Regions from separate parts of the Homo sapiens genome. Here regions 1, 2, 4, 5 and 6 are each linked to region 3. The links are chromatin contacts, found by Hi-C or POLR2A ChIA-PET in ENCODE. All regions are on one chromosome and are shown on one strand. The core of a region is the stretch at or near the end of the contact, and the rest is flanking DNA. Distances in the headings are between cores, read along the strand shown.

Region 1 (3,892 bases), core at 486-2,985, 6.8 Mb before region 3:
ATGTATACAATACGTTTTCCACACTTGACATATAATAGTTTGAGATTTTATAATATATATATTTTTAATGTAGCTATATGTGGAGAACCAGAAGATTGATCTTGAGGGGTGGGAAATGAAAACAATACCAATGAACATCGACTTAAATTATTATTTTACTACCAGTTTTCATAGTAGATTCTACTACAAACTTTTTACAGAGCAGTGTCCCAGACACTAACTTTCCATGCATTTGACATTTTACCTTCTATTCCACTTCCATTAACTATTTTTTAATAAACTGTTTGTATTTGAAAAAAAAAATCTCCATATAATTCTATCCCTTCTTAATTTTTTTCTCTTCCATTAAGAGAGTATGTTTTATTAAGCACTAGGCTTTAGGTTTATCATACCAATGACAAAAATAGCTTGAATCTATAACCTGGATTATTTTAAAACATTTTGTAATTGATGTCCTCAATATTTGAAAGCACAAAGTGAACCAAAAAAAATGACTTTAAGCATGTCTGAGGTGTTCTGAAGCATATCCCAAGCTAACATTAATGCAAGTTGACTGCTTCAAGTTTATTCTCCCAACCAATTGCATATCTGGACACACCACATTGAACACACCTGCTTTTTCAAGTGACACTGTCCACAAATACTTTAAAAGTATCACAGCCTACAAAGCCTCCTGTTTCCTGAAACAGTTACTCATAAACTATAACTTCTCATGCCTTCTACTCTTGAACGGAAAGGTAATACAAACGAAAAAGAAACCTGGCCAATGGGCAAGGTGTTATTTCTGGATGGTTCTAAAAGCAACAATTTTGATAAAAATATTTGGAGAATGCTAATTTTTTATTTTGTTTAAGACAGATTAAAGGGCCGGGAGCGGTGGCTCACGCCTGTAATCCCAACACTTTGGGAGGCCGAGGCGGGCGGATCACCTGAGGTTGCGAGTTCGAGACCAGCCTAACCAACATGGAGAAACCCTGTCTCTACTAAAAATACAAACTTAGCCGGGCGTGGTGGTGATGCCTGTAATCCCAGCTACTTGGGAGGCTGAGGCAGGATAATCGCTTGAACCCAGGAGGCAGAGGTTGCGGTGAGCCGAGACCATGCCATTGCACTCCAGCCTGGGCAACAAGAGTGAAACTCCGTCTCAAAAAAAAAAAAAAAAAAAAAAAAAAAAAAAAAAAAAAAAGATTGAAATCTTTTATAGATCAAAGAACGAGATAATAGAAGCTTTAAAACGTACTATACTTACCGTTTCTTCAATCCGTTCGCATAGAAAGACCCAAAGGTTTTCAACTTGGAAACAAATTTGAGGTGAAATGCATATGGTTCGCAGGTCCAAAAGATGCTGCCTAGCAAACTAGCAATTCCAGCGCTGTTGTGATTTCTTCTGCGGACGCAGTCACGAGTCCAGGGCGAAGCAGGCAGGGAGGCAGGTGGGCCTCGGTCCGCCGCAAGCTCACACTTAGGAGGACCACGGGCCGCATGCTGTCGTCGTCAAGGCAACGACCTCACTCTGTCCCCAACCATAGGCACAAAGTCTTGGGAGACAGATACGGCCCAGGTCAGAATGCGTTCACGGCAGGCACCAACACCTGTGAAGGCCAAGGGCTAGAGAGCAATTAGCTGGGTGAGAGGCACCACCTCCCAGCTCGTAAGGCGCCCAGTACCTGGAGCCTGGGAACCTGCACCGCTCCAACTACCCCTGGGCGAAGGCGTTGGCCGCGGAGCTGCAAGGGGGGGCGGTTTCTCACCCGCCCCGAGAGCGCCAGGCCTCCCTTCTTCTGATTGGCCGAGCCGAGTCGTCACGAGCCATGATTGGCTCAGGGCCAACCACCCCGCCCCTTCACCTAGGGCTCGGCCCAGGTTCTGCTCCCTGACACGCAGAGGCCCTGCGTCCCCACACGCCTTGGTTCTCGTCAGGAGGCGCCTTTCTGCCTTCCCCAGCGGGAGGAGGCGATTGTGATGCCCACGCGAAGGGTAAAGGTGGCGGTTATGTAGGACTGCGAAGACTATGCAAAATGCGATACGGTTTCCCTCATAGCATCGCCGCTGGGGCAGGGGCGGGCGCCGGGCGCCCTGAGTCGCGTAGGCGCGGCCTGACCGGGATTCCATGCTTCCTTTCTGTTCTGGGCGGTGGGGCCAGTGTGAGCCAGGTAGGAGATAACGGTGACAGTTTAGGAGGTGATGATTAGTAGGCGAGGCAAGGTGGAAGAAGGTAGGTGATGACAGACCTGACGTTAGGAGGGACCTTGGGAAGGCCAGTCTGGCCATTGAAAGTGAGGGAAAACACTGAGATGGAGGAAGGGGAAGAGAGGGCATGAGTGGAATGGGAAAGCGCTGGGATGGCTGGGGATCTGGAGGACACGCACAACACCCGCGTATGGCAGCCAAATGGGGTGGAGTTAGGGCTTGCGATAAAACTTGCCTTAAATGCAAAAATGCAGCTCAATCCACGACTGAGCAAGACTGGTAGGTCAGAATCATGCACAGGCTTAAATCACACAGGAACAGAGCTTACCCCATTTTCAAAGAATCTGAGGCAGCGAGGAGGCCATAAGGCCAGTAAAATAACACTTTCAATCATGATAACTAAATGTTCATGATCATTTTGGTCTCGAAACTACTTTGATTTAGGGAATAGAGTGTCCTGGATAGACAAATGTCTACCATATACCCTAGTCAATATTAAGGTATTAATCATTAATGTTAAGGTATTGATTCCTTCTTGTACATTAAGAAATAGACATTCTTTTTATAGTCTTTTGTGAGTTTGGTTAGTTTGCATTAATCTCCCAGTGGTTAATTACCTTGGTCAGACTGCTTAAAATCTAGTTCCTGAACCTGTAATATTGAGAACCAGACCTGAGGCCTAGTTATGGAAAGAATAGAATTATTTGGTCAATTCAAGATGTGACTCTTAGTGTAGCAATTAGCTCTGTCCTTAGCTGTGTCCAAGTTGCGAGAAGCCCTGTCCCATTTGGTACCTCTATAGGCTATAAGAGAATCTGATGAACTTCTTTTATATGGGGGTAGATTCAGTTTTGTTGGGCCTGAAGCTTAAGAACAAGAGCGCAAAACTATTTTACTTTTGCAACTTTATAATCATATTCAACCGTATAACATTTTAAGGCCCCTTCATGCAAGAGGCCTAGAAGCTTCAATAATCTATTTATATCTCACAGGGAACCAAAGGATAAAGACTGAAAATACTGGATTTGGCGAACAAGTGATGCTTTAGGAAACAATTTCAGCCAGATGCGGTGGCTCATGCCTGTAATCCTAGCACTTTGGGAGGCCAAGGCGGGCAGATCACCTGAGGTCAGGAGTTTGATACCAGCCAGGCCAACATGGTGAAACCCTGTCTCTACTAACAATACAAAAATTAGCTGGGCATGGTTGTGAACGCCTGTACTCCCAGCTACTTGGGAGACTGAAAAAAAGAAAACAAACAAACCAAAAAAAAACAATTTCAGTAAGAACTGAGTTTGAAAGCCAGTTGTAGAGGACAGAGGTTATTAAAGACTTACACATTCTGGCCATCTACAGGATTGTTAATAGAGAAGGTATTATGTAGAAACAGGATTGTGTTACTATTTTTTCTTTCTTTTCTTCTGAGGCGGAGTCTCACTCTGTTGCCCAGGCTGGAGTGCAGCAGCACGATCTTGGCTCACTGCAACCTCTGCTTCCTGGGTTCAAGCGATTCTCCTGTCTCAGCCTCCCAGGTAGCTGGGATTACAGGACCCCACCACCACGCCTGGCTAATTTTTTTCTTTTTTTAGTAGAGGCAGGTTTTCGCCATGTTGGTCAGACTGGTCTCGAACTCCTGACCTCAGTTGATCCGCCCGCCTCAGCCTCCCAAAGTGCTGGGATTACAGGCGTGACCCACCGCACC
Region 2 (3,822 bases), core at 579-3,078, 6.3 Mb before region 3:
TAACTTTTAGGGAGTAAATAATGTTTATCAAATGCATATAATTGGCATGGGCACAAGAGGCATAACGTAAGAGACTATGGACGATAAATTCATATACGAGCAGCTGAAGAACAAGTTTTTTTCTACAGTGTCACTATGTAAAGTACCCATAAACCTATTTTAAATGTATATATCATTATTGTTTTGCAAAATTTCTAATGAGCTGCAAACAACCCACGTGCATATGAAAATCTTCATAATTATCTTTTTGAATGCAAAGACGTCTAGCTTACCTTTTAGAATTCGATGCTATATCACATAAAACTAAACTGCTCTCTTTGAGCATTTCCCAAAATTCCAGCAAAGAACTGGGGATTCTTTCTATAATTACAAATCTTATAGAAATTACACATCTTATAGTATCCTAATCTGCTGAGTTGACCAAAGAAATACATTATTATCATTATAACACAAGTTAAAAAACAAAACAGGTTACTGCTGTTCGTATAAGACTTGTTTCTCTTTGGAAACACAAGGACAATAAAATGAAATCTCAATGAAAGATGCAGAAAAAATGAAAAATGACTGCAGGAGTCCAAGAATCCCAGGATGGGCTTGACTGGTGGTGAGTTTATACTTTGGAAGTCCTACCTAATAATTTTAAAGATCTATTCAAAATTATAATCCAAATGCTTATCATTTGGAAGATAAGTGCACATTTAATAAAGGAACACTGTAACTTGCAAAACTTTCCTAAACCACATCTTTTAAGGCAGTAAAAACTTGATACAGATGTTTTTGATTCGAGATAAGGAAATAAATTTCCTTTCCCTATTAGACAAGTAACTGTTCTTTCCCAAACTCCAGGAACCACAATATTCTTGGACTCCAGCTCCCAACACTGGTTACACATACAACCCGCAGTATCTACCTGCACTTGCCAGACTGTTACCAAAATTGAACGGAGTCGCCGAGGTAGTAGAAACACCGAAATTCCCAATATTAAAGTTCACTGCAGGATTAGCAGTTAATCCGAAACCCCCAAAATTAAACCCACTGGCGGTGGAGTTGGCAGTCTCAAGCCCACCAAATCCTGATAGGCGTGTAGGCAAAGAAACAAAATTTTAAAAAGGGGGAGAGGGAAAAAGAAAAGAAAGCAAGATAAGGATTAGAAGAATCAGCAGGAGGTTTCACAGAAGTGAACAAACCTGGTTTTGCTCCAAACAGTTTAAGAAAGCAGAGTGGGGGTGGGGTGGGGCAGATGGAAGAAGCATGACGGATAAACCCCACAGCGAGGACCACAGGGGGCCGGGGGTGGAACTAAGGGAGTCAATGGGCAGTGCCGGTGGATCCCCAGCCCTATCCTCGCCGAGTCCGGCAGCGGGAACCACGCAAGCGTTCCCGCCCATCCAGGAGGCTGAGGTGCAGAGGGGAGGGAGGTTCTCGGGCAAGGGGAGAGGGAAGCAACCTCCAATTTCTCTGAGTAGGACTCCCCGGCAGCGGGAAGCGAACCGCTCAAGCCAGGGCCCTGTGGAAACTCACGCGCGGCAAGCGAGCTTCTAGTGGGACCCCGAGTACCCCCGTGGCCTCCTCGGGTGCCGCCTCGGCCCACTCTGCCGCCGCCCGCCCTTTTCCAATGCCTCTAAAGTCTCCGCGTCGGCGGGAGATTCCAGGATCCCCAGGTCGGAGAGTCTCGGACAGAGGGGGCGGACCAGACCCTTCCCCTTCTTCCCGGGTGAAGGTCTAGGGGGATCACTCACCCGCGGGGGCCGCGGTGGCTGCAGCGGTACCGGAGGTGCCCGAGGGAGCCCCAAAATTGAAGGCCATGTCGCGAAAGCAGGAGACCAAGTAGGTTACTCCTGCGACGCGCAGCGCGCTCCCCTTCTCAGTCCGGCCGGGAAACCGCCAGTCAGATCACCGAGTTCCGCCTCCTTTCTGACCTAGCCTAAGAGGCCGGAAGGCGCCAAGGGCGTAGGAGGTGGGTGGTTGTGAGGGAACGCCCCCAGCCAGCTCACTTCCGGTGGGCTTCACATGCTGTGGGGTGTCACTGTTAAGGTAAAATGCTGGGACGCTCGCGAGGGTGTGCCGCCTGAGAGTCCTTTAAAAACTGCCGTAGGGAGGTTCTTTGGGAAAGGTGTGCAGAGGCTGAAGTTGTTACTGTAGGGATACGCGGTAGACAGCTAGAATTTGTATGTGGTAGGGTTGAAGTTGCTGCCTCATCAACTAGCGGGCCTGGGAGGTCGGGCAGCAGGGCTGGGGTTGAGAACCCCCCCAACACCCACGAGGAGGTGGTATTTGAACCCAGTGCTGAAGGATGAGTAGACGGAGCAGAAGCAGTAAAGAGGATGCACGTTGGAAGAAATGAAAGCGAATGGAATTGTAGCAAACACGTTGCGTTTACTATGTGCCAGGCACTCTTCTAGACATTTTACATAATTTAATCAGCTATCTTATGAGGTGGGTTGCTGCTATCTCCAATTTATAAAAGAGGAAACAGGTACCAAAGGGTCAGGCTGTTTACAGAGTAAATACTCCTAACCACAGCTCTAAGGGGAGCACTGAAAAAGAGGGGAAGAGTGGGCCCCCTCTGTTGTACTTGTAATATAATTTAATCCTCAGAATAAATAAATAGAGAAGATTCTGTAACTGTATTTTGCAGGTGAGATGAGAGAATTGAGGTTTGGAGTTGTTAAGCAGCTTGCCCAAAGTCACCTTGCAGGTAGGTTCTGGAGTCTGGTTTTGGACTCATGTTTCTCCACTCCAGAGTCCCAATTTGTAAAAATTACCATTATATTATATTGCCTTGTAAATTATGGTAAGGATTTCAGACTATTTCTTGAGGGTAATGGGAAACCTTTAAGGGGTTTTAGGCAGAGGACTAGTATGACTAGAATTTTGTTTTTAGAAGATCCCTCTGGCTGCCATAAGGAGAATGGATTGGAAGGAGCCAGAATGCCTGAGGAAGATAGAGCTTTTAGGAGTCTGTTGTAGTTGCACAGGTAGGAGATGATAATGACTTGGATTACATCTGGCAGTGGAATTAGGAGAATAAATTTGAGAGATACTTAAGAAATAGCATATATGAGACTCGTAGTATTTGGACGTGGGAAGTAAGGATTCAAGGACAACCTCCTGCTTTCTGGCTTGGGCAAGTTGGTGAATGGTGGACCCGTGTCTGACTCCTACAAACTGAGTATGCTCTCATACCCACTGCCCTGCCTTCTTTCACTGTTTGTCACAGATAATTTATCAATCTAATTTTTCCTTACAATAGTATATATTCCATAAGTGCAAGAACCATGTCCCTCTTGTTCCATGCCCATCACAAGTGCCTGGCATATAACAGGGGGAAATAAATAATGAATGAATGACAGATAGGTGGAAACCAGATCTTGAAAGACCTTCCTTAGCATGTTAAGGAGCTTTGATTTACCAGCAGTTTGTCCAGCTGCGGCCCACAGGCCACATGTGGCTCATGGCTTAGGATGGCTTTGAATGCAGCCCAACACAAATTCGTAAACTTTATTGAAACATTGTGAGGTTTTTTGCGATTTTTTTTAAAGCTCATCAGCTATTGTTAGTGTATTTTATGTGTGGCCCAAGACAATTCTTCTTCTTCCAGTGTGGCCCAAGGAAGCCAAAAGATTGGACACCCCTGATTTAGCACATAGCCTAACGCTTAAGTACTTAGCTTACCTTAAAAAAACAAACAACCATTCTTCTTCTTCCAGCGTGGCCCAGGGAAGCCAAAAGATTGGACACCCCTGATTTAGCACATTGTCTAATGGCTAAGTACTCAGCTTACCTTAAAAAAACAAACAGCCCTCCCAGTCTAGCAGAAAG
Region 3 (3,784 bases), core at 662-3,161:
GTAGGCAATTTAATTCATGTTTACATTTAATCTATGTCACACAAAAATCCCAATATCCCAACGAAGTTACTCAAACCAGCGGACAGCTCACTGTCCGCACTACATAAAGCAAAGCTCAAAAGAGACCAATAAAATACAGTAAAGGTTCTGCCCAGATTCCTTTAGGTAGAAGGCACAACTTCCTAGATGAATCCCTCACATCTTATCTTACTTAGGTCCATCTTCGTTCTCAGCTGTCAAGCCAACGTTCCACCCAGAGAACTCATCAATCATAACACGTTTTGTGAATCTGGGTACCAGTCGCCTGCTTGTGCCCCAACTCAGTCCTCTAAAACTCTTCCCAGGAAAACCGCGCCGAGTGGTAACAGAGACACAATGAAGAGGCGGCGGCAGCTGCAGCGTGCAGCGCTGGGAGGCCGGCCCCTCCCCCCCGGGTCCCACGCGGCGCCTGCGCGCTCGGGACACAGACGCCGCCGCCCTCCTCCTCCAACCCCTCCGCCCTTCCCCCACTCTTCCCGGGTCTCTCCAGTCACCCCCTCGATCTCTTACTTTCCTCTTCCCTCCAATCTAGTGGGGCCCAGAAGGCACGCGGGGAATCGACTCTGAGAAAGAATGGGGGCAGCGCGCGGCTCACGAGGAACGAAGGGCGCGTGCGGCGCGCTGGGGGAGGGGGAGCGGGGGAAGAAGCGTGCGGTACCCGTCATCCTGCTGATTCTTGCTCGCGTTGATCTTGGATCCCTCTGCGAATTCCTCTATATTGCTGTACTCGTTCATATCCTCCATAGTGACGGAGCTGTCGGCAGGGGGGTGCTGGCGCGCAGTCCGGGTCGCGGCAGCAGCGGCGGCGGAGCGTTGTATGGAGCTGGATTTAAAATGGCGGCGGAAGAGATCCGGGCGCCGCCTGCGCCCTCCCTTTATAGCCGCCCCGCCCGCCAATCGGGAGGGCTGCTGGGCGGTGACGTGGCGCTGGGCCCGGCGCGCCCCCTGCCGGGCGGAGCTGGGAGCGAGCGAAGGGAGGAGCGGGGCTAGCTGCCGCGGCGGCCGCGGCCGCCAATGGGAGAGGCTGCGGGAGGCTAAAGTAGCGGGAGCGGAGGGGAACAATGGCGGCGGCACATGGGAAAGCCTGGGCGGGACCTCCATCGCGGCCCTCCCGGCAAGGAGAGAGGCCACGCGTGAGGGGACGCGGGCTTGGGAGAAGAGAAGAATCAGAAGAGAAAAACGAAGGGGCGTAAATTCCTGGGGTCAGCAGTCCCGAGCAGAGCCGACGCAGGGCCACAGTCCCTCTTGCCTTGGGAGCCTTTGTCTCTGGCGTCCGGTCCAGCCCACTCCTACCAAAAAGCCGTCAACCCCGCCTTTTTCTGCCCTCGGTTCGCCAGTGCGGAGCCGCTGCGGCGGCCGCTGCTACCGACTAGCACCGCGGCCAGTCTGCTCCGGAAAAAGGCGGACTGCGCCCGGCGCTGGCGACTGAGGCGGCGAGCGCGCTCGCCCGCCGCGCGCACGCGTGTTTTGTCCTCGAGCTGGCAGGAACCAGCCGAACAGGAAGCGGGCGCGCGACGGCTCCTCCGGGCAGCGCAGCGCGGGCGCCTCTTCCACTGTGACCACGGGCGCGCGGGCCAAGGGGGCGCGGCGGGGCCTCCCGGGCTGATCGGCCGAAGCCCGGGCCCCGCGCGGCCTCTGGCGGGCTGACGCCGGGAGGAGGGGCGGGGGCTGGCCAGATGACTGTATCTATGCAAAGGCGGAGGCGGTGGGCGGGGAGGGGGCTGGATTCAGTAGAGGGCAAGGGGCACTCACATCCCCGGCGCGCCACTCGCGGGGCTCCTTTCTGCACGTGCCCCGGGCCTCTCCCGCTCGCTCAACCTGTCTGCGGAGGGCGCGCTCTCGCGCACCCTGCTCCCGCGTTCGCTTCTTTGTTCCCGCCCACGCGAGGCCCATTTTGACGGATCCAGTTCGAGGCCTGACGGCGGCCAATCGGCGCTGGCGCCTTCACCCTCCCCGCCCCGCCGAACCCGTCAAGGGCCGCCCCTTTTCCTGCCCACGTGGTCTCGGGCTCCTGCCCCGTCCTGCTCACGAGTTCAGGGCTCCTGGGCGGCCGCCTTTTCCAGTTCCAGGTGTGCAGAAGTGTCCTCTCCCCACGCGCGGCGGGCTGCACTTGGTCGCTGGCTCCGAGATCGCGCGGGGCCGCCGGAAGCCCAAGACGGTACCGGGGGCCGCAGCCGCAGCCGGCGCCGCCCTCCGCCCTCCCCAACAGCAGGCCGAGTCCCGTAGCATCCGGTAGGGAAATGGTCGTGCTTTCGGTCCCCGCCGAAGTCACCGTGATCCTGTTAGATATCGAAGGTACCACAACCCCGATTGCTTTCGTGAAGGTGAGGGGCGGAAGGGAGCGGGGATGTTACTTTTCCTTAAAAACAGTTATTATTTTTTCTAAGTATTTCAGGCCTTGCATTGGAGACGAGGGTTAGGAGAGGCGGTGTGGCTGCCTCTTGTGTGGAATGGGGAGGAAGGAGAGAAAGCCTGCGGTGGGTTGCGGGGATGCTTTTCCTCGCGACACTAGCTTCTCCCTCCCCCGCCCTTGCGCTTGGTTGGATCCAGATGGGTGGGAAGGGATGGAAGTTGACGCTAAAAATCACCGAAGGGCAGGTAAGCCGGGGCGGGGTGTGACGGTGCGGGCCTCGCCACCCGGCAGGTGTGCACCCGGTCGCTTCCGCAGGTGAGCGCAGCCTTTCTGCTCCGTCGGGCCTGGTGTGGCAGCGGCAGCGATTTAATGGTCCTTAAAGCTTCCGATCTCAAAATGGAAAGACTGAAGTGTCAAGATGACTTTTCAGGTGGCCCTGGTGTCGGGCAATCAAGGTTCCTCTTCGCCCCTTCCCACTCTTGCTGTTAGTGGCCAAACTGCACAGTGTATTATTTTACTCTGTTAGGCGCTGTGGTCCATAGCGCTGATTTTTTGAGCTATAGGACACGTCTAGATTCCGTTCACTTTCCTCAGAAAACCACAGAAGCTTGAAGCTCTTATCCAGAGCATTCCTTCTAGGATGTCACTGTGAACCAGCACTTGTCTGCACCTCAGCTTGCAACTTAGCGGATTCCTTCTTTATTCTTTGTCTGTTAGAATAAGCAAATATGAAATGTTACTTTAATTTTTGAAAGAATTCCTCGGGCCTTGTCTTTTTATTTGGCTCCCTGAGGTTTAAGAATTCATTGCAGATACAAGTACTTCTTAGAGGTGCTTGCATGCACAATAATAGTCGAGATATACAAAGTATATTACCAAGTAGGAAAAATCCATCTTCCAAGAAACTGAGCAGCTTGGGTTTTAAATTCTATTTTAGTTTCCATTTTTAAAAAAAATTATCTGTGAATAAGGCTTTTTTTTTTTTTTCTTTGAGAGTCTCACTCTGTTCCCAGGCTGGAGTGGAGTGGAGTGGTGCAATCACAGCTCACTGCAGCCTCTACCTCCTTGGGCTTAAGGCATCCTCCTGCCCCAGCCTCTCGAGTAGTTGGGACTGAAGGGAGAGCCACCATGCCTGGCTAATTTTTGTATTTTTTGTAGAGACGGGGTTTCGCCATATTGCCCAGGCTAGTCTGGAATTCTTGGCCTCCCAAAGTGCTGAGATTACAGGCATGAGCCAAGGCGCCTGGCCTGAATGAGTTTCTTGATGTAGGTTATAATATAAAATCCATGTACACTTTTAGGACACCAAACATAACAACCTTTAAAATTCTTTTAGAAGAATCACAGTACCTTGACATCTTAGCATAGGTTCAGAAGAAATCGAGTTTAGCA
Region 4 (3,537 bases), core at 857-3,356, 5.9 Mb after region 3:
GAACACAGCCCTTTTAAATATTCTTAAACCAAATATTTACCTATCGACCTTTTTAGAAAATCAATTAAGGCATCCCAGTAAATTCAAATAGTATGGAAATTTCCAGAATGTATTTCAGCTAATTGGGACCCCAATACCTTCTTTCTCAATACCCTGCTAGGAGGAAGGGAAAGAAAATTTACTGCTTTACCTGAGGGGAAAAAAGAAAACAACAATAAAAACTCCAAAGGACTCCCCTTAGGTTTAATGTGAATATGTCTATGTTCAGATGTGTGACTGGAGAAAAGTGTGAAATGTGAGCAGTGAAAAGTACTCAGTATTCTATTCCCATAGATATCTTTTAAGACACGTTAGTAAATATGCATACAAGCCACAGACTATATCCCAAACCTGTAACTTTATAATGCCTTTAAGAACTTTCCTTCACAGTCTATTATGTCACCAGCCACTCTCCTCTCTTCTTTCCTCGTCTCTAAGGATTGCAGTCAAGGAATTTGCCTGGGTGATCAGTAGTAATGACTAAGGTTGCAAGAAAAAATTATTAGCGAGAACTCACTACTCAAATATTGTAACTAAGGTATTTTATCAGACACACACACACGCACGTGCTGCTCTTCTTCCTGCCACAGCTGCCTAACCAGAACACCACAAACCATGGCTGTTTTTCTTTTTCTTTCTGAGACAGGGTCTTGCTCTGTCGCCCAGGCTGGAGTGCAGTGGTGCGATCTCGGCTCACTGCAGCCTCGACCACTCAGGATCAAGAGATCCTCCCACCTCAGCCTCCGGGGCTGGGACCACAGGCACATGCCACCACGCCCGGGTAATTTTTGTATGTTTTGTAGAGCCGAGGTTTCGATGTGTTGCCCAGGCTGGTCTCGAACTCCTGGGCTCAAGCCCGCTTTGGCCTTCCAAAGTGCTGTGATCACAGGCGTGAGCCATTGCTACCGGTCTCATTGCTCTTTTTCATCGTCATTGTAATCTGTCACTTTAGTCGCTCATTCTGAAACCGAAGGACAGCCTCATTCCTCCGCCCTGACGGAAAGAACCGATGAGGCCTTGCTGCACGTTAGCAGTGGGAGGCTCAGAAAAGCCCGTGGAGCTTTTGAGACTGCAAATTCCCTGGCTATTTCCACCTGGAGCCTCTTTGTCACATCCGGTGAATTCCCTCATCTACAGAAAGCGGCTGCTGAAAAAGACATCACCAGCTACAACGCCTTGAGTACTACAGCGCTCCCTGCGCAAAGTAAAACCCAAGTCTTCGGATCAAAACCAGCCGGGGCTGTGCATCCTTCACGATGCCGGACCTCCTGAAAAGCTCACCTGGGTACAGCTCAGGATCCTGGCCTCGGCTCGCTGGCCCTGACAGGCGGGTGGTCAGGGTGACACACGGTGGGAAGAACACACGCCCGCCTGCCTGCGAAGCCTCGCAAATAGCTGGGCTCCCTCGGCACCTTCTGCCGCCAGGTCTCCGCCTCCCAACCTCCCTCTGGGCGTACCGAGCCCGTTGTCGCCACGTTTCCCTCGCCCGGGAGGCAACGCGGCACCCACCCCGCAGCATCCTCGCTTCCGGGGCCTCGGGCAAGGGTCTCCAGTCCCAGCCCACCCACCCTGCCCGCCTCGCGCCGCGCTGGCCCTCCAGCCTGCGGCCACATTCAAGGCCGAGCGCAGTCTGGGCTGGAAACCCGCCGCCCGGGGCGCAGGCAGCCCAGCTGGGCCCCGCCTCACCCCGACGAGCTGCTCACGACCTCCAAAGGGAAGAAAGCGACGCTCTGAGAACTCCGAGAGGCCGCCGGCCAAGCGCCGACTCGGGGGGCGGGGGAACGGAAACCGACGTCTCCCCTTCGACCTCCCGGGAAACCCTTCTCCGTTTACTCTCCATTCCGCGACCGCCAATAAAGAACAGCATACATGGTTAGCAGAAATAAATGAATTGCACTCTCTAGGCTCTTACCTCTGGATGGCTACGTCCCTGAAAAATGTTTTAATTAGCTAACGGAGGACGGGGGAGGAGCTTTCTTGGTCGGTAAATAAGAGTGCCTTCTCCGTCGTCTCGGATCTCCGAAGCAAGCAGTCAAAGCGGCCACTGCCTTGCCTGCTGGAAATTCTCGAAAATTTTTCTCCCGCAGTTGACCAGATGGAGAGGGAGAAGTCTGTTCCCGCTGACTGACAGCAGATCCGGCCAGTCCGCACTCGGCGAGACGGCTGGCCGGCCGCCCGGGCCCTCGATCGCAGCCAGTCACAGATGCCGATGGGAACGAGCCTCCCCGCGGCTGCTATTTGACTTCGCAGGCTTCCAGCTGCGCGGCGGAGCGACGTCACCCTGTGCCAGTGGTGGCTCGCGGCGGCGCCCCGCCCTCCCGAGGTTAGCTCCCCAGCCAAAGAGGGGGCGCGCTTGCGCGGTGGGTGGGGCCGCGAGACTTGGTACCTAGCCAGCGGGCGGAGCGCGGAGGGGGTTTCGCTTCGGGCTAAGGGACTGTAGTTGTGACAGCCAGGAAACCGAGAACGGAATGCCAATACTGCTTAGGCTTAGAGTTTGAAAGGCATCTGATTTCACTGCCATGTCTTTGAACAGCAGTGCACAGTGCAGTCTTCTTCGTGGCTGAACAGGTATCTTGTGATCTTTAGGGAATGTCTATTAATTCATTAAACAAGTATTTCTGTGTTTATTGAAGGACGTCTTGTATGCTATACATTTGCTAGGCACTGGGGATACGCCCCTAACACAGCTAGACACGATAGCTGCCCTCATAGAATTTTCAGTCTAACAAAGAAGAGGGAGAAAACCAACAAGTAAGCAAGCACATAGAATAGTAATTAATCATGTCAAGGAAAGAAATAGGCATGGTGTGGACACTGGAGGATAACTTCAGATAAGATTGTTATATGAGAACTTTATAAGATGGCATTTAAACCATCAGTCATTCAGCCATGGAACCAATAAAATGATGAATTGTTTTGGGCAGAGGGGACAGCAGACAAAGGTCTCTCGGTGAGACAGCCCGGCGTTTTGGAAGAACAGAAAGAAAGCCAAAGTGTCTCCAGCATATTGAGGGAGGGAAAGAACAGCATGATGTGAGAGAGATGAGGCAGACAGGGGCTTGGAGTTGGCATTACATTTTAAATTTAATGGGCTTCTATTGAGGCATTCGAAAAAAAGAAGTGAAAGGGTCTGGGTTTAGACTTTACATCACTTTGGTTAGTGTGCAAAGAACAGTTAAAATAAGCTATTGGGAAACTGATTAGGAGATGATGACAGATGAAATTTAAGGTGGAAGATGACTTTGATTAAACTATGACAATATCACTGAAGGGAGAGAAGAGCAGAGAGATTAGAGATTTTAAAGATAAATAATTAACTTGATTTGGCATTTTAGTTATTCTAGGCCAGGGACAACTGTTTTGAATCCAGTGCATTTAATAACCAGGTTAGAGAGTGACTCTCATATTGACGGCTCACAAATTATAGTAATAACCTTGAGTAATATTATGTTGAGTTGATGTCTTTTCATAGACTTCCTGGATTTTTTTTTCTTTTGT
Region 5 (3,810 bases), core at 960-3,459, 6.7 Mb before region 3:
AGTTTAAAACAAAACAGGACATTTGACAAGGCTGGTGCCTTTAAACAACTTTGCTAAAATGTCAAGGCACTCTTTTTAATTATTAAATAAGAGGAGTAATAGACATTTGTGGCCCACTCCGTCTATGAGCCTCATTCCTGATGATGGGGTAGAGTGAGTTTCAGGGACAAGGTGAAGTGAGGTTCAGGGAGGGGTGAGGCTTAGGGGCTTAAGTGAAGTTCTTTGCATGCATTTCTTAGTAACAAAAATGCTGAGTAATTTACTGGTTACTTTTTTTAGGCTGCAACAAAATGCTCCCATGGAAAATGTCTACGGTAAAATGTCAAGTGTATAGCTTTAAAGCAGAGGACAATGCTTAGCGCACAGTATTTTTGGCAGTATGACCCCACCATTCTCCAAGTTGCCCAGGCTTAAAATGTTGGCACTAGGAAACACATAGCTTATGATGTCTTCCCTACAATTTCACTTTACAGATTAAAAAAAGGGAACCTCCTCTTAGTATAATATTCATATATTCTTTCAATAATTTATTCATTTATCCATCAATATCACCTTTTATGAGACAGTGGTAAGCAACAGAGATATAAAATGAATAACATAGTCCTGCCCTTAACAGTTTGGTTTAGCAAGCATTTATTCAATGTACACCATATACAGTATCAATAACTGCAAAGTGCTAACATATAGATGTGTACCTACATTTTAGGGAAAGCTTTCAAGAATGATGTCAGAGTTGAGCCTTAAGGAATTAGCAGGAGTTTGCTTGATGAAGAGAAAGGAAGGGAAGGGCATATCCAGGTCTGAGAAAAATGCCCAGAGTATGTGGGGGAGGCAGGAGCTGAAAAAGTAGGCAGGAGCTAAATCATAACAGGCCTGTATGACAAACTAAGGAGTTTGCACTTTATTCTGGACAGAATGGGGAACAACTGGAGGATTTTAAGAGGAATGACATGAACAGATGTTTTGTTGTTGTTAGTCTCACCCAAGGATGGACTGGAGATTGGACTGGAAGGAAGCCAGGGCTGAATGCAGACAAACTAATTAGGAGGCTGTTGCTGTCATCTCAATGAGAAATGATGAGAAGAACATAATCTATGTCACAGGCACAGAGGATGGAGAGCAGAACACCTATTTGAGAAATATTCTATAAATAGAAATGATAGGACATGACTATTGATTGGACATGTGTGGGTGGAAAGCCAGAGTCTAAGATTCTTCCCAGCTTCCTCTGTCTAGCTTAGGCAATTATTTGGACAGTGGTACTACTGAGCACGGCACGCACACAGTAGAAGCAGCATATTGACTTTTTTTCTTTAAGGGAGGCAGGGAAAGATGACGAGTTCAATTTTAAATGCTGAATCTGAGACCTGTGGGGAATCCAAGGGGAGAGGTGCATGAGTCAGTTAGCTAACTAGACCTGTGCTTTTTAGCCTCAAGAAATTTACAAGACTATTCCAGAAGCATGTGTACTGACAACCTCACTGCCAAAGGAACAGGCATACCAATTAGAGAAAATGACAATTTTTCATGTTAAAAAAAAAAAAACTGAAAACACAGGGGTTGAGAGTTAATAACGAAACATTATGTTACTCGCCAAACTGACACAGCAGAACAATGTATTTCTCTAGTAAGCTAAATGTAGGGTTTGATGGGTTTCCTCCTGACGACACTTGAAAATAGAGGTGTACCTGGTGTTTAGATCTAGGAATTCCTTTCAGCAGGTTTGAAGAGCAAGAGCTGAGAAATGCGCCCTCCAGTGGCAGTGGAATGAGGGGTGTCTAGTAACCCTTTTTACCACCAAACAAAGCCCTGTAAAGAAATGCAATTTACCGGGATCAGAAAGCCACAATGCTGGTACCAGTAAACCGTCAAACCAAGCGAACCCTCTCAGGCGCCAGGAAGCCTTACCTGTCACGTTGGCCAAAGGAAAATTTCACTTTCGACTCAACAAAATAAGACCTCAGATTTGATAGCTTGCAGTAAGTCCCGCTTGGCGACGATTAAACACCCTGCAAGTCGAAACGCGTAGTCTAATCAAATCCTCTCCAGCCTGCAGGGCCGGGCTTCCACCACGTGGGTGGCTGCGGCCAGCAGGATCAATCCGCGAAGGGTGGGGGTAGGAGGCGTGCCCCTGCGGTGGGAGGCGGGGTCTGCGCAGTGGGTGGGGCTTCGGCGGAACCTAGCTAAGAGGTTCCTCTCGCCTCCGCTCCCCTTTTGCCTTCAACCTTCGAGCCGCCACGTAATGCCACGTCCCCGCGCATGCGCATCTTGGCCGCTGCTGGCGGCTGTTTCCGGGCTTAGAGGGCTGGAGTGGCCGCCGAGTTGGAGGCGGTGGTGGCAGCAGTAGGAGTGTGTAGAGTGCGGGATTGGGGCCCAGGCCCTGCGGAGGGCGGGGGAAGTTGTCTTCTTTTTTTTCCGGAGGGGCCGGTAAACCTGGTGGCTGAACGGCAAGATGAATTTCCTCCGCGGGGTAATGGGGGGTCAGAGTGCCGGACCCCAGCACACAGAAGCCGAGACGGTGAGAGGAGCAGCGGGTCTGGGACTTGGGAAGGGGTCCGGGCAGGGACGGGGACGGAGCACTCGGAGACCCGAAGGTCACCTCCAGCGTCCCACCATGGAGGGGGCATCCACATGCCGCCTCCCCCTTTGCCCTCCTTCCGCTCCTGAAATCCCAGAGTTATTCAATCACGCCCCCAGCTCAGTCCCCATTGCTGCCGTTCGGCCGGACTGACGGCGGCCGCGCCCCGCAGCTCTGTAGGCCCTGAAGCTCGGGCTAGGAGAGTGGTCCGCAGGTGGTACCGCACGGGAAGGGACGGATGCGCGGCCGAGCTGGCCCGAACTGCCTCCCACGCCCCTCGGGGCCGTGGGCCCCTCCCTCTTTCTCTTTCGCTCGTCTGCACTGGCCGAGAGGAGCCTGAAGTCCTGCTCCCTCCCTCGCAGTCTGAAACTGGGGCGTTGGGGAAAACTGCGAGAAGGTTTAAAACCCAGCTGTTGGTGAGAGCATTTGGCTAAGAATAAAACGATATTCTTTGAAGGACAAATCCACCTGCTCCTGTCCCATCAACTGGAAGAGCGGTCGTTCTGCCTGGTGTTATTTGTTCAGATCCGGCTTTTCGGGCTCACCCAAATATATATCATTTGGCAAATGCTACCTTGAACGTAGTAGGGATCTTAAGCGCTCAAACTGCTTTGGGGACACGTCCACCGCTTTCTGCCTGAACTCCTAATGACATGATTTGCGGCGTTATTTAAAAAAAAAAAAAAATGGTTAGCCGCTGAAAACATTATTTAATAGTTGCTTAGATTCTAGGTTTAGAATACACTTATTTTGAAGTTTGGTTAGTGTTTAATGGAATCGAGGGTGTATGCCTTTTTGAAATAAACTTTTTATTTGAGAAGAATTTTAGATCTACATAAAAGAGACTAAGTATAACACTTTAATGGCTAACTTTGTTAATGGGATCCTGAGGGATAATATAGTAGCTTTCATTTGTCAGGCTCTTACCTTGTGCTAGGTTCTGTGCTGAGCTCTTTATATTCCACATTATGCTTTAATCGTTAACTACCCTGCAAGATAGGTGAGAGTATTCTCACCTTAAAAGTCAAAAAATGAGACTGAGAGGGGTGAAGTAGGCCGGACGCGGTGGCTCACGCCTCTAATCCCAGCACTTTGGGAGGCTGAGGCCGGCGGATCACCTGAGGTCGGGAGTTCGAGACCAGCCTGACCAACATGGAGAAACCCCGTCTCTACTAAAAATACAGAATTAGCCGGCCGTGGTGGCACATGCCTGTAATCCCAGCCACTCGGAA
Region 6 (3,512 bases), core at 321-2,820, 5.5 Mb before region 3:
ACTTTTCTCTGGCGGTTCCACAGCTGTCCTGACAGTGGAATTCAGACGGGGTGACCAAGCCCCTAGCCCACCTACCAGCGAAATCCAGCATCAGTTCCAGGGCAGCCGGACCCGCGCCCGGGGACGACTGACCCTTAGCCCAAGGCTGCGGGGGCGTCGGAGTCCTGAAGCGCAGGCGAGGCAGGGCCAGCGGGACAGGGAGACTCAAGGCCCCAGGGGATCTGGGCGTTTGAAGACTCAGGTCAGACTCTGAGGCGCCCGTCTAAAGAGACCGGTTGTCTTTTCCCTAATTCAGGAGGCCAGGCTGTCCCTTGGGGCGTCGTACCGAGGGCAGATCACAGCCCTTCCCTCCTCACCACACTCCCTGTGCTTCCACCCAGCTGGTTCCCCGCCCTGTCCATCGCTGTCCTCAATCGCTTGTTGTCGTGGGCCCCCCTCTCCGGCCCACGTGGGGCCGCAGGGATCCACAGCTCATCTGACACACCTCGCTGCCCTGCACGCACCGGGACCCCTCCATTCCGCCGGCCCCTCAGACACGCAGTAACACCCCAACATCTGCTGGGAAAAAAATCTTCCCCACGGCGGAGGAGTTCTCAGTCCCACGCGCCCAGAGTCGCACCCACTCGAGCCACCCGCCTGTTGCCGTCGCCACGCCCTCCAGCCGCAGCCCCAGCGCGCATTCCTACGGGTCGCCGGGTCTGTCGCCAGCGATCGAATGAAGTCGGCTGATCCCCCACGTGTGGCTGCTCCAGTGACACCCAGGGGAGGCCTCGGTCCTTACCCCTAGAGCAACCAATGGCTGCCTTAATTCTTCAGCGGGGGCGTTCTTTTTCTTCCTCCCAAGCAGGCGGCCGTTGGGTCGGCCGAAGGCAGCAGCGACTACTACGGCTCTTCCTCTCCAATGGGATCCCCTGTCTGCCCGCGCGCCACAGTGACAGCTTCCAGATGCCTGTCTTTAGTCTCCCTTCTCAAGGGAAGCGGTGGGCGACCGAGGTGCGGCCTGGAGGGCCCCCATGTGGGAAGGGAAGACTTGCGGAAGGGCAATTCTTCCAGTGCGGAGACGAGGAGGCCAGCCCAGCCGCACTTCGGTCGCCCACCGCTCCGCCTGGTGGTCCGCAGCCCCTTCCAGGCCGGCTTCTCCGGGTGGGGCGTGCTAGTCCGGGGCTAACTTTCCGCCACGTGCTGTCCCTGCGACCCGTCTCCCCCGGTCGCCCTTCCTTCTCCCGGCGGCCGCTGGAGCTGCCCGCTTCGTGGAGCCGGTGGCAGGCCCCGGGGCTGGGAGCTCGCGCCCAGGCTTTTACTCAGATTCCAGCACCTGATGGAGCAGGGGGTGGCGGCCAGCGCACAGGCTGTCGGCATCTCATGGCAGCGGAGACGGTCGTTTGGGGACGGAGGGGCGAGCCCCGCGGCCGGGGCCAGTGGAGCTGGGCTCGGAGCCCGCCCACCATCCTCCCGCCCACCACCGCGGCCGGGCGCGCAGGCTCACACCCCTTCCTGGGGAAGCGAATGGTCCCTTCCAGGCGGGTGGCCATGTTGCTCTAATAAAGCGGGAGGGGCGGCGGCGTGGGGGGAGCAGATGCCGCTGGCTGCCAGCGGGACGCCGGCGAGCAGAGCGCAGCCGCGAGGGAGGCGCGAGGGAGGCGAGCCGGAGCCCGAGCACTAGCAGCAGCCGGAGTCGGCGTAAAGCACCCGGGCGCAGCCGGAGCCGGTGCCGCAGCTGCGATGGCCGTGGCCGTGGGGAGACCGTCTGTGAGTGCTGGGGCCTCGCCTGCTGCTCCTCGGGCGCCGGGTGGTCTCTGCTCTGGGGCGGGTGCGGTGAGGACCACAGGGGAGCCGGGCGGGTGCTCGGCCCCGCGGCGGCGGCGACGGCTGTGGGTGTGTGCACGAATTTGGGCGCGCGTCTGGGGTCGGGGTTAGGAGCCCAGGGGCTCAGTTACGTGATGCAACAGTGGATCGCCTCGTCGCGCCCCTCTTCTGGGAATGCGAAAGAAAAAGGACCCCTCTCCTGTTCCCTTTAAAATAATTCTTTGAGGCGCGGCGTGTCTCAGCCGCCTCCCTCTGCCCGCGCACCTCTTCCCTCGTGACAGCCAGAAGGGCGCCGGGTTCGGGGCTTTCCTCCAGTCTCCCCCGCGCCGAGGGGGCGCTCAGGGCATGGGAATTGCGAGCTGAAGTGCTGCGTGTGGCACTGCTGTAGAAGCAGGTCAGAGGGGTGGGATTTCCGTGGTGGCCTCCCCAGCGCATTGTGAGATCCCGGACACCCTCGGGCATCCACCCGGCTGAGCGGGCCCTGCCCAGGATGTGGACAAAGCCCCAGATAACACACACAAAGTTTTCTGGAGGCTCCCTTGTGGTGTGGGTGGAAGGACTGAAATGTTCTGCGGCTGAAAGGCCGGGGGCGGCGGGCTGAGGAGGCTGGGACGCGAGGAAGAGGAAGGGCGGGCGGGTGCGTGAAGAATCGAGTGCCCCACGGCGGGAGGGAGGAGAGTAGGAGGGAGGAGATACCTTTGCCCCGAGTGTGTGGGCCAAGGCGCCGCGCCTACTGGGTTGCAAGACTCGGTCCGCGCCCCGGGGCCGGGCCGGAGGGGAGCGGGACTCCGAGGGTGCGGTTCAGTGGCCGCTCCGCATCCCCAAGTGAAAGGCGGAGGAAGGGGCGGCGGCGGCCTTTCCTTTTTTTTGAAAGGAGCGGAGCTGGGTGGGAAAGGCGGAGTCCTCCTGTTTTCCCTTTCCCCTTTTCATCGTCGATGTTCACAGTCCACTCGCCTTACTGGCTTTGGGGGCGCCTCGGGCGATGTCTTTCCCTGTCTATCACCTCCTCTTCCCTTTTTCTTCTTCCCTTTCCCACAGCTGTGCAGCTGCAGGTGGTGGCTCGGGAGATTTTGTAGTTACAGACGAAAGACTTACTGAGATACTGGAAGCTCGGAAATCCCAGAAATGCAAGGCTGTGCTCTCAGGCTCCCGGCTCTTCCCCCTCTCCCCGCCTAACTCCTCCCCAGATACGCGCGCCTTTTGCACCCTACCCCCTCGGGAGAAGTTCATGGGTCCCTTTGCGGATTCTAATTCGATTTGGTGGTTCGGCTGCCCGCGGTGCTTTCAAAGACGTTTTCTGCAGTCAGAAAACACAGCGGTCATATCGAATCATGACTGTCTTTTAGGCCTTTTCAACTCTACGATTTAATGACATGGCTCTTTTAAGAATTCTGGTCTTCTTTTGCACATAAATTGTGCTCTTGATAATTAGTGGTCACATGTAGGTTATTGTTACTGAGGGAATTTGCATAGTCTCTGGGCTAGTCGTTTTATTTTTGGTGAGAAAATTGAGGTCTATAGAGGTGAAATTTATCTGGTTAAATTACTCCTCCCCCTGCCCCCCATTATACTTATTAGCAGGCATAGATTCAGAGAACTAAAATAACAATATCTGCTTTAGATAAATTGGCAAACGTTTAGGATTGCAAATATTCAGTGGGGGTGTTTGGCTTTTTCAGTAACACGTATTATTGCTGGTGCATTCT

The links. Hi-C counts contacts between places; a loop is a spot of excess contacts on that map. ChIA-PET counts read pairs that join two places held with the same protein, here RNA polymerase II (POLR2A). Pooled maps may share reads with other maps.
Region 1: a pooled map shows a loop between it and region 3 (9-fold over the local background). The contact joins the promoter of CDKL2 here to the promoter of HNRNPDL in region 3. A Hi-C loop is called at or near these places in 3 of 50 pooled maps.
Region 2: a map of CD8-positive, alpha-beta T cell shows a loop between it and region 3 (9-fold over the local background). The contact joins the promoter of NUP54 here to the promoter of HNRNPDL in region 3. A Hi-C loop is called at or near these places in 2 of 168 maps with a recorded cell type or tissue (CD8-positive, alpha-beta T cell and naive thymus-derived CD4-positive, alpha-beta T cell) and 10 of 50 pooled maps.
Region 4: a loop to region 3 is called in a map of CD8-positive, alpha-beta T cell, with 11 times the contacts of the local background. The contact joins the promoter of PPM1K here to the promoter of HNRNPDL in region 3. A Hi-C loop is called at or near these places in 1 of 168 maps with a recorded cell type or tissue (CD8-positive, alpha-beta T cell), 1 of 37 single-sample maps with no recorded cell type and 10 of 50 pooled maps. POLR2A ChIA-PET finds 5 or more read pairs at or near these places in 2 of 52 experiments (CD4-positive, alpha-beta T cell and activated CD4-positive, alpha-beta T cell).
Region 5: a pooled map shows a loop between it and region 3 (21-fold over the local background). The contact joins the promoter of USO1 here to the promoter of HNRNPDL in region 3. A Hi-C loop is called at or near these places in 12 of 50 pooled maps. POLR2A ChIA-PET finds 5 or more read pairs at or near these places in 2 of 52 experiments (CD4-positive, alpha-beta T cell and naive thymus-derived CD4-positive, alpha-beta T cell).
Region 6: a map of CD8-positive, alpha-beta T cell shows a loop between it and region 3 (11-fold over the local background). The contact joins the promoter of SEPTIN11 here to the promoter of HNRNPDL in region 3. A Hi-C loop is called at or near these places in 1 of 168 maps with a recorded cell type or tissue (CD8-positive, alpha-beta T cell) and 6 of 50 pooled maps. POLR2A ChIA-PET finds 5 or more read pairs at or near these places in 1 of 52 experiments (common myeloid progenitor, CD34-positive).

Annotation. Positions count from the first base shown.
Region 1 is chr4:75,628,793-75,632,684 of GRCh38, forward strand. CDKL2 (cyclin dependent kinase like 2) reads right to left here and starts at 1,736. Exons shown (of 14, transcript NM_001330724.2): 1 at 1,250-1,736.
Region 2 is chr4:76,146,569-76,150,390 of GRCh38, forward strand. It overlaps NUP54 (nucleoporin 54), which reads right to left and starts at 1,829. Exons shown (of 12, transcript NM_017426.4): 1 at 1,740-1,829. The coding sequence starts at 1,806. It overlaps LOC124900718 (a long non-coding RNA gene), which reads left to right and starts at 1,981. Exons shown (of 2, transcript XR_007058144.1): 1 at 1,981-2,034; 2 at 2,639-3,822. RefSeq lists an enhancer at 1,779-1,938.
Region 3 is chr4:82,428,551-82,432,334 of GRCh38, forward strand. HNRNPDL (heterogeneous nuclear ribonucleoprotein D like) reads right to left here and starts at 1,912. Exons shown (of 8, transcript NM_031372.4): 1 at 698-1,912. The coding sequence starts at 1,140. It overlaps ENOPH1 (enolase-phosphatase 1), which reads left to right and starts at 2,040. Exons shown (of 6, transcript NM_021204.5): 1 at 2,040-2,363. The coding sequence starts at 2,280. RefSeq lists silencers at 361-530, 841-1,080, 1,451-1,850, 1,971-2,290 and enhancers at 576-1,371, 751-810, 1,131-1,220, 1,372-2,167, 2,531-2,630.
Region 4 is chr4:88,282,455-88,285,991 of GRCh38, forward strand. It overlaps PPM1K (protein phosphatase, Mg2+/Mn2+ dependent 1K), which reads right to left and starts at 2,107. Exons shown (of 7, transcript NM_152542.5): 1 at 1,952-2,107. PPM1K-DT (PPM1K divergent transcript) reads left to right here and starts at 2,476. Exons shown (of 5, transcript NR_134238.1): 1 at 2,476-2,607. RefSeq lists enhancers at 1,890-1,949, 1,990-2,079, 1,992-2,515 and a silencer at 2,250-2,469.
Region 5 is chr4:75,722,368-75,726,177 of GRCh38, forward strand. It overlaps USO1 (USO1 vesicle transport factor), which reads left to right and starts at 2,210. Exons shown (of 24, transcript NM_003715.4): 1 at 2,210-2,518. The coding sequence starts at 2,453. It also overlaps a transcript of G3BP2 not described here. RefSeq lists enhancers at 1,400-2,320, 2,321-3,240, 2,337-2,416 and silencers at 1,997-2,166, 2,501-2,678.
Region 6 is chr4:76,948,182-76,951,693 of GRCh38, forward strand. SEPTIN11 (septin 11) reads left to right here and starts at 1,571. Exons shown (of 10, transcript NM_018243.4): 1 at 1,571-1,749. The coding sequence starts at 1,723. It overlaps LOC105377294 (a long non-coding RNA gene), which reads right to left and starts at 1,384. Exons shown (of 3, transcript XR_001741739.2): 1 at 782-1,384. RefSeq lists an enhancer at 356-435 and silencers at 1,346-1,525, 1,556-1,865.